Regions from separate parts of the Homo sapiens genome. Here region 1 is linked to region 2. Evidence: read pairs that join two places in POLR2A ChIA-PET (ENCODE). Cell type or tissue: OCI-LY7. All regions are shown on one strand.

Region 1 (4,000 bases), 240 kb after region 2:
GTACTAGTAATGGGCAGCAGAAAAAAAGGGACATGGATTAACATTCGGATAAAGTCAGGGGGTCGTTTACATGGAAAGGACACGATCTGGCCATGAGAAAAGTCCTCATGGAAATGATCACCCTCAGAGGCCTGAGAAGTTAAGTAACCTTCCCAAGTTTATCCGGTTAGTCTGTGGAAGAGCCCTGCTGTAAGCCTCAGTTTCCTCATCTATAAAATAGGCAAATACTTTGATGGTTGGTAAAGGATTCAATTAGATTACGTATGCCAATTCTCAGAGCATAGACCCTGGATCAGCAGTGTCAGCATCACCTGTGAGCTTACTAGGCATGCAAACGCCTGGGCCCCACCTCGCACCTGCTGAATCTGAAACCCTGGGAAGGGCCCAGCAGACAGGCCCTCCAGGTGATGCTGATGCATGTGACAACGTTTGAGAATGCAGATGTATGCAAAACAACCAACAAACACCCTTAAAAGGGTGGCCTGGCATAGAGCTAAGGTTCAAAGCAGCAGCATTTAACTGCTGCTTTTATTACTATTAATATTACTTGGTCCTGTCATTTATACTAATAATTTACTCTGTGTACAAGCCCTACATTCTTCATACTTTTTTCATTCACTGGTGAATTAGTGATAAAAATAAACATTTTCTGACAGATAAACATTTTTGACATTTAAAAGATGTCATAGAACTGGATACACTAACTCCTATGCTCCTCTGGTTACAGTGCTAGAGAATACCAGCATTCTAAAGGTTAAGGTTCTAATGTGTGCTTTGGACATATTTAGTGCTTTTGACATGTCAGGAAGCTTCCAGTCTGGACAGTGAATAGTGCTACAATTTAATAACATAAATGGAGTCTGTCTGATTCTGCAAAGAAATGGCCTTCCTTGGGGCCCAGAATATATAGTTCCTTCTGCAGTTACACTCACAGTATTTTTAATCATTTCATGATTTTATTATATCCCAAGTATAAGGTGCTACAAAGAGTCCCTGGTGCTGGCAGTCACTCAAAAATTGGCAAATCTAAAAAGTGAATAGAACAGCAAGTAGCCCATTAGATTATTTTTTTCTTTATTAAAAAAAAACTTTTTTAAAAAGAAAAACTACCGTATAAAGTTGGAAGTGTTGATTTTGGCATCTTATACATGAAAAGTAGTCGTAATAAAGTGCCTCAATTGTTGGTGCTTGTTCTGCAGAAATTATGGCTGTGCACAATTGTGAGGGCTTAACTGGGTTTCCAGGAAGTACGTAATTCACACTCTAAATGTGACAAGCATGACTGCCCATAAACCTAACGACTTTTTTAAGAGACCAAAATTCAGAATGTTATTCTCTCTGAAACTGCACTTAGTAACCCAGCAGAAAACTGTTCAGAGATCTGCTCCCATTGCAATGAAGGCATCTGGACATACCAGTGGTAAGAACAGCTAACAGCTTTCATATAAGAACAAACTTTTTAGAGGAAGGAGTAAGTGTGAACCTATTGCAATTGCCATATGTTAAGGAACACAAACAATAGGAACTAGAACATGGCAATGGCCATTTTGTTGCTGGCTCTCTCTCCCTGCCCACCTCCAACCAGAAAAAAAGTTTACTGGAAAACTGAAACAAATTGAAGTCCTAGGTATATAAATTTTCAGAGTGATAGGAAAGAACCTCCCCCACACTGAGCCTTTCACTCTGAGGTGAATTCTCTGGTTTCAAGGTAAGTGTTACTTCCCCCTGTGAGCAGCTGCTAACGATGCTGTTAGCCTATATCCGGATGGCACAAGGCACGCTGACTCCAGTGACTGAGAACAGGGCCAGCAGTCCAGGCTGATCCATGGATATTCATTAAGAGGCTGTGTGAAATGAAACTGGTGTTTACTTTTTCTTCTCCTGGACATTCTATGAGGCTCATTCCAAGCCTGATTCTTTCTGCCTCAAGCTTAAGACTCTTGTTATTTCTCTTAAACTTTGGTTTATGCTGTTACCTATATTTTTACAGCAATTTTTATCTGCTAGCCAGAGTGAAAAGGCCTGTTGTAATGGGTAAGATAGCTTTTATTTTTTTCCTGCCTTCAAATCATATAGCTGAATTTCATCACTTCTATAACAAACCTCTGCAGCCTCTTTTCAGTTTTCATTTTGGAACACTTGCTTTATTTCTCTATTTGCTGTTTTTGTCTTCACTGGCCTAATGCTCACAAACACAAAACACACAGTAACAATAAAACCAAGTAAGCAAAAATTCAGCTAGGGTGCTACCGCTTGTGAACTGACAGACCCCACTAAGGGTGAGAGCGCTGGCTAGAAGTAGTCATTTTTGCAATTAAGTGCAGAATAATCTATTTGCATTGGTTACAGTCAGCTAGCTGCTTTGGGAGAGGATTTTTCATTTGTGCATTGGTTGTTGTTATTTTTCATCTGTGCATTGCTCGTTGTTTGCAACTTAAGGAAGAATGATACATTCAGTTTCCTATTGATTTTATCCATGAGCCACATCAATTTATCTTCCTGCAACCTTGAATTTTTAAAAATTTGTTTTTAAACATGTTTATTCCTGGAAACTGGCCTAATTTGGTGGCTAGGATTCATGATCTTCTTTATCCCATTACACCAAGATTCACCAGTTTCCTCAAAACAAGTTATCTAGGAATATTTCTCTTTCTAGGATCTCCTTTGGTTTAGCTGTTAGTCTTGTGTTTATGACTGTGATATAAAAGAATGATTGGAATTAATATACTCCAGGCCAGCGCTCCTCAAATTAATATGCGTAGGAATTATCTGAGTCTCTTGTTAAAATGCACTTTCTGACTTAGTAGGTCTCGTGTGAGTTTGAGATTCTGCATTTTTAGTAATCTCCCAGGGATTGTCAAGACTGCTGGTCAACAACACTGCATAGCAAAGCTCTGAGGGGACTGGTGGACAGGTGTCCTAATTATATTTTTGGTACAATTGGGTGCTACGGAAAACCCTCTTGAGTCATATTGCAGAATGTATGTGTCCTTTGCCCTTTAACTTCTGAAATTAGCTCTTTGCTGGTCTTTCCTTAGAAGGCAGCTAGACCTTAACTGACGTTTATAGAGGCAAGTAACGCTCATTTCTTCCTTTAAAAGGGGAACACTGATGCCAAAGCCCGTGCGCCTGACCTCTGAAGTATTCTCGACTCCTGCTCACTCTCTTTTCCTTCTCCTGAGTTCTGCTTCCTCTTCTCTATACTCTTTTCCCTGACTCTTATCAGCTCCTGAGCACTCTGTGGCAGTCTCTTAACTGATCCTCCTGACTCCAGCCCTTTTCCTCCTCAGCCTCCCATCCCTCTCTACATAGAAGGTATCTTTCAAAATACAGGTGTAATCATTCCCTGGATTAAAATCACTTAATGGCCCCCTATTGATTACAAGATACAGTGCAAATTCCCTAGCCTGGCATGCAATGTCATTCAATATCTGGACCTAATGACCTTTCCAGAAAACGTTCCTTCTTGTCTCTATTCAGAGCACACTGTATTTTTCATATTGTTCCAAATATGCCACGATCCTCCTTTCAGATTTCCTCTCCTTCTTCCCCCTCTCTAGAAGCTGCACCCTTATCCCAACTGAGCTGGTCATCCTTTTCTATGGTACCCATAGCATATTAGTAACTTGTGACTTACAAGTATGCGTTTGTTGTCTCTGTGTGTGTGTGTGTGTGTGTGTGTGTGTGTGTGTGTGTGTGTGTTTGTCTCCCTTGCGCATTAGGAACTTCTTAAAGTAGGGCTGTTTTCTCTATTAGCACTCTAGGTCCAATACTAAGGCCTGTTTCCTTCCAAGAGTCTTGTGAAAATCCCCGAGATATCGAAAAGTATTGGCTTCAAAATAAAATATACAATTGGAAATAATTTTGAAAGCAAAAACCCTTTGAAAATTTTAATTCAAAATTATATTTAGTGTGAGATATGGATGATACTTAATAAGTCTTGATGTTATATGGACCAGTTACTTCAAAAAGTGAGAGCGCCTAGCACCCATGAAGTCTT
Region 2 (4,000 bases):
TTGTGTCATTGGAATAAGTCTGATATGCAAAAACCAGGCTTCTGAAGGCTCAGATTTAGATTTCTACAGTTTTTTATTTGTCTTTTCAAGGATTAATATTAGCAGTAGAACTGGTTCTGTATAACTAAGGAAAAAAGGAAATGTTCTTAAGAACAAGAACAGAGCTTGATTTTCTTACCAGGAACTTGCCTCTTTTCATGAAACCAAGAAAAAGCTGAGAATTTTTTTTGTTGTTTTTTAAAGAAAAAAAAGTTTTATTTTCGAAGGATGACTTTTTTTTTTACATTGATCAGATTTTTCTTTTTTCCCATTTTATTATGGAAAATTTCAAATATGTATACAAAGTGGGAAGAATACCATATTTAACCATGCATGCAAATCACCCAGTTTCAATAATTATCCACCCCTGGTCGCTCTATCCCCTCTGTGCTTCTTCCTTTCCTCAGATTACTTTAAATAAATCCTGAACATCCTATCATTTCTTCCATAATTACTTTTAGAATGATTTCTAAGATACAGCCCCTCTTTTTCCACTCCTTATCACAGTATTATTATCTGGCCGTACGCACAGTATTCTCACCTGGATGTACCGAATTTTTGCCTTAGCTTTACTGAGGAAGAGAGAATGAAGGCTTGTTGCAGTTGGTGAAAGCAAAGGCAGAGGCCAGAGAAGCTACAGCACGATTATTGCTTCTACTGAGGAGACCTTCTCCTATGGTTTGGTTTATTTTGAGCAAGGTTTTGTTTGGATCGGATAAGATGAGTTTTATTGTTGTGCAAATACAGTTGTGTAAATATGCAGTAATTGTAGCTAGTCCCTCAACTGTGGCGTGCGCTGGAAAGCACCGTTGGCGAGACTGGCCATTTCCAATTGTTCCCATAATGATTACCGTCCATGTGAGGACTTCTGTAGGAAAGGCTCATGTTAGTTTGATGACTATGAGATACCCCATTCGTATATTTGTCTTTAAAGGCCTCCATGGTATAAATACCTTTGCATTTTGTGAATATATTGCTTAAAATAAAAATGTCTCTTTCCATTTCGAACTGGCTAAGTGCTAATTTCAGCCGCTATTCTGTAACTGAAGTGATCACAAAATGCCTTCTTTGGTGTGGGAAACTCATGCATCAGGCTGTAAGTATTTGGGCCTTATTTTTGTGGGATGGTGGTGAAGGATGGTGGGGAGAGAAAAGGTTACTACCTTTACTTCTTAATATTTGCTCCATTGATTTAAAATGTGAATTTTTAACTTCAGCTAGAAATGTTGGAATGCTTCAGTGTTAATTTCAAAAAGTCTTTGGTTTTTCTGAAAATTGTTCCGTTTTCCAAGGTTCATGAAATGTGAGGGTTTTTTTTTTTTTTTTTGAGGCTCTTTCTCAAAAATTTCATTAAATATGGACTATAAATCTGAAGCATTTAACATTTGGTTTTTTTGTTTCCAGACAAACAGGGAATTATGCATGAGATGATTTTGAGGGGTCCGAATGGCCCTGGACAGGTGAAAACCTGCCCCCTGCACCGCCCCCTCTGAGTTGACCAGGCCACAAGAAAAGCACAAAGGAATGCCTACATTCACGATTTGGGGAGCACCAGCAAAATCGAATAAAAAGCCTTAGTTTGGAAACCATCAATGAAGGAAGGAACCCACTGGAATGTTTGTAATTACAAGTGGCACCTCCTTGTTTAAATTTCAGAAGCCACAGTTTCTTTTTCAGAGATTTAAATTGCAGGCTCTAGCCAGCAGCTGCTGTTGTGGTTAATGGGCAGTTTCTCTTTGAAGATCTTCCAAGTGCTGGTTCTCAAAAGCTTTGGTGCAGTTGGCCTTGAACTAGGGTTAGAAAAAAGGGCGATGTAGATATTTATACAAATGCACAGCTCAAATGACGTGTGGCCTTTATTATTACTCAAAAGAAACTTGGTGTTAAGGTTGAGAAAAACCCAGCACTGAGAAAAACCTGTTATGACTGACAGGTGTCTTGAATGAGGTGATTATCTTAAGGGAGATAAGGTGGGAGAAATTTTTTCTTTTAGTAGATGTTTTACTGGAATACAGGCATTTGACCTAACATTTTGATCTAGGTATTTCAGAAATGTTAAATAGGCTTGAAATGAAAGTGCTGTGATATATATTTAAATGCTACTCAGTGTTTGAAGTTGATATTCCAGTGACATAGACTTTTAAAAATGCCTAGAATAAGTATCTTGCTCTTGGCAGACTTCCTTGGGAAGGTAGGTGCTCTGATTCCTCGTTGGCTGTCCAGCACTGGACTGCAGTGTCTAGTTGGAATTGAGTTATGCCGTCCCTAGAGGAGGTGGGAAGAATCTGCCTGAAAACAAAGGGTTCTCCAGTTCCCTGACTCCCATTGTCTGTGCCATATCTCCACTTGGCTGGGATTAACCTAAAAGTTAACGTTTAAAAAATTTGAACCTTTAATCTTTTTGCAGTAGGTATCAACTTTTCTCAAAGTCTCCATTATTACCAATGACACCATTGACATCCTGGTCTCCAAGGCCCCTAAATTTGGAGTCTTTTTTCCCCTCCTTAGCTTTCCTGCTTGCACTGAAATAAAATGGGGCTGATTGTTTCTAAGTGACATTCTCTGGAAACATCAGTGCCCTCTCCAAACTGTGTTTTGCTAACAGGAGGCTCCTAGCCAGTTCCCCCTACTCTAGTCCTCTGCTAGCTACTGCAATTCTAATTCTTTTCAGGACAGGATCATAACATTTCCCATTCAGAAACCTAATCTCAAATTCTTACTTCTTGCATCAGATTCAAACTCCACACTGTTTTGTCTTTAGGTTGTTCTTCCTCAATTGCTCTCCCACTCCCTCTCTATTGCCCTCATTTCTTATTACTTTTCAGCTTAATCCTGATGGGACTGGAAGACTGATGATTCTCCAGTGAAACTGAGGAAGAAAGTGGTTCTGCCTATCAGCCTTCAGCTGGTTACCTTTGCATAAAATACTCTCTTTATCTTTTTTCCCTTAACTAACTGTCTTGGTTTGTAGGTGTAGGATGGCTGATTTCTCTTTGCCTACATTGAGAATAAACACCTTCCTTTTACATCTTTCATTTTAACTAACACATACTTACCTAAAAGGTACCTCAACCCACAAGTTTCTTTCTTGACTTCACAGGTTTATACATGATTATGTTTCTTGATGCTAAGCCAAACTGTGTTGATATTATGGCCATGATTTTCGTGAAAATTTAAAACAATACATTCATGAAAATGTATTGTCTCCATTTGGTAGTTTGTATTTGAATATGGGGATTTCCTACAGCATGAAAATTGTGTAATTGACTAAACAAATTACAAGCTGTCAAAGTAAGACTTTCAGACAAAAAGTGAAGTCCTTTAGAAGTAGGAAGACTTTTTAAGGGTCACAGTCAGAGGGCCTCATGTGGAACTGCTGACTTGGGGTGAATGAGATTGGCTCCTCTGAAGATGATCCAAGAGATACCACCACCTTAGAGGAGTATTTGGTGCTTGTGTCTGGTGCGTGTAGTTACCTAGTTACCAGAAAATAATAAATAAAATAAAATAAATCCTAAAAAATCTACCCAGAGAGATGGAAGGGAAGTGCTTTAAAACCCAGGCCTTTATTAGCTAGTGTTTTCAACACGTTTGACTTTGGGAGCAGAGCTGCCTGGCTAAATGAAGTTACCGCCATCAGTCACTGCCAGGCCAGCATCGGGACAGGTCTAGGAATTTAGTTACATTTTGCATTTTGGTAGATAACATAGAGGGTGGATTATCACTGGCTCAAGAAACAAAAAAATGAAACCTTTCTTTCTCAGTCTACCTGCTAAATTTGTTATCGTAAGGATCTTTTCAAAGCCTTTATCTGGGAGCAATATCTGCCAGAGTTCTTCCTTCCTTTTTTGCTTGCCTGACACCCTTCCCTTCAGAGTTCAGTTCTTGCTAGTAGAAAAAGGCTATGCAGCATGATAATACAGTGATTTTAAAAGTTGATTATCTTGAAGTATTTTGGGAC

What was found. ChIA-PET counts read pairs that join two places held together with the same protein. Peaks named below come from ENCODE experiments on the same cell type or tissue, not always from the same donor. Only the 100,000 strongest peaks of a DNase experiment are listed, where the experiment ranks them.
Region 1: POLR2A ChIA-PET joins it to region 2 with 7 read pairs; 1 of 35 experiments calls an interaction of 5 or more read pairs at or near these places.

What each region holds. Positions count from the first base shown.
Region 1 is chr11:115,254,252-115,258,251 of GRCh38, reverse strand. The region is part of intron 1 of CADM1 (cell adhesion molecule 1); the gene reads left to right. Among named protein-coding and RNA genes, the nearest start is that of CADM1-AS1, 140 kb to the left of the region's middle. In OCI-LY7, no CTCF peak of the experiment used is centred here; DNase peaks (open chromatin) are centred at 381, 1,251 and 1,731; H3K4me3 peaks cover 1,869 bases; H3K27ac peaks cover 2,109 bases.
Region 2 is chr11:115,495,342-115,499,341 of GRCh38, reverse strand. The region is part of intron 1 of CADM1 (cell adhesion molecule 1); the gene reads left to right. Among named protein-coding and RNA genes, the nearest start is that of CADM1, 7.1 kb to the left of the region's middle. In OCI-LY7, a CTCF peak has its summit at 2,312; a DNase peak (open chromatin) is centred at 1,781; H3K4me3 peaks cover 1,118 bases; H3K27ac peaks cover 721 bases.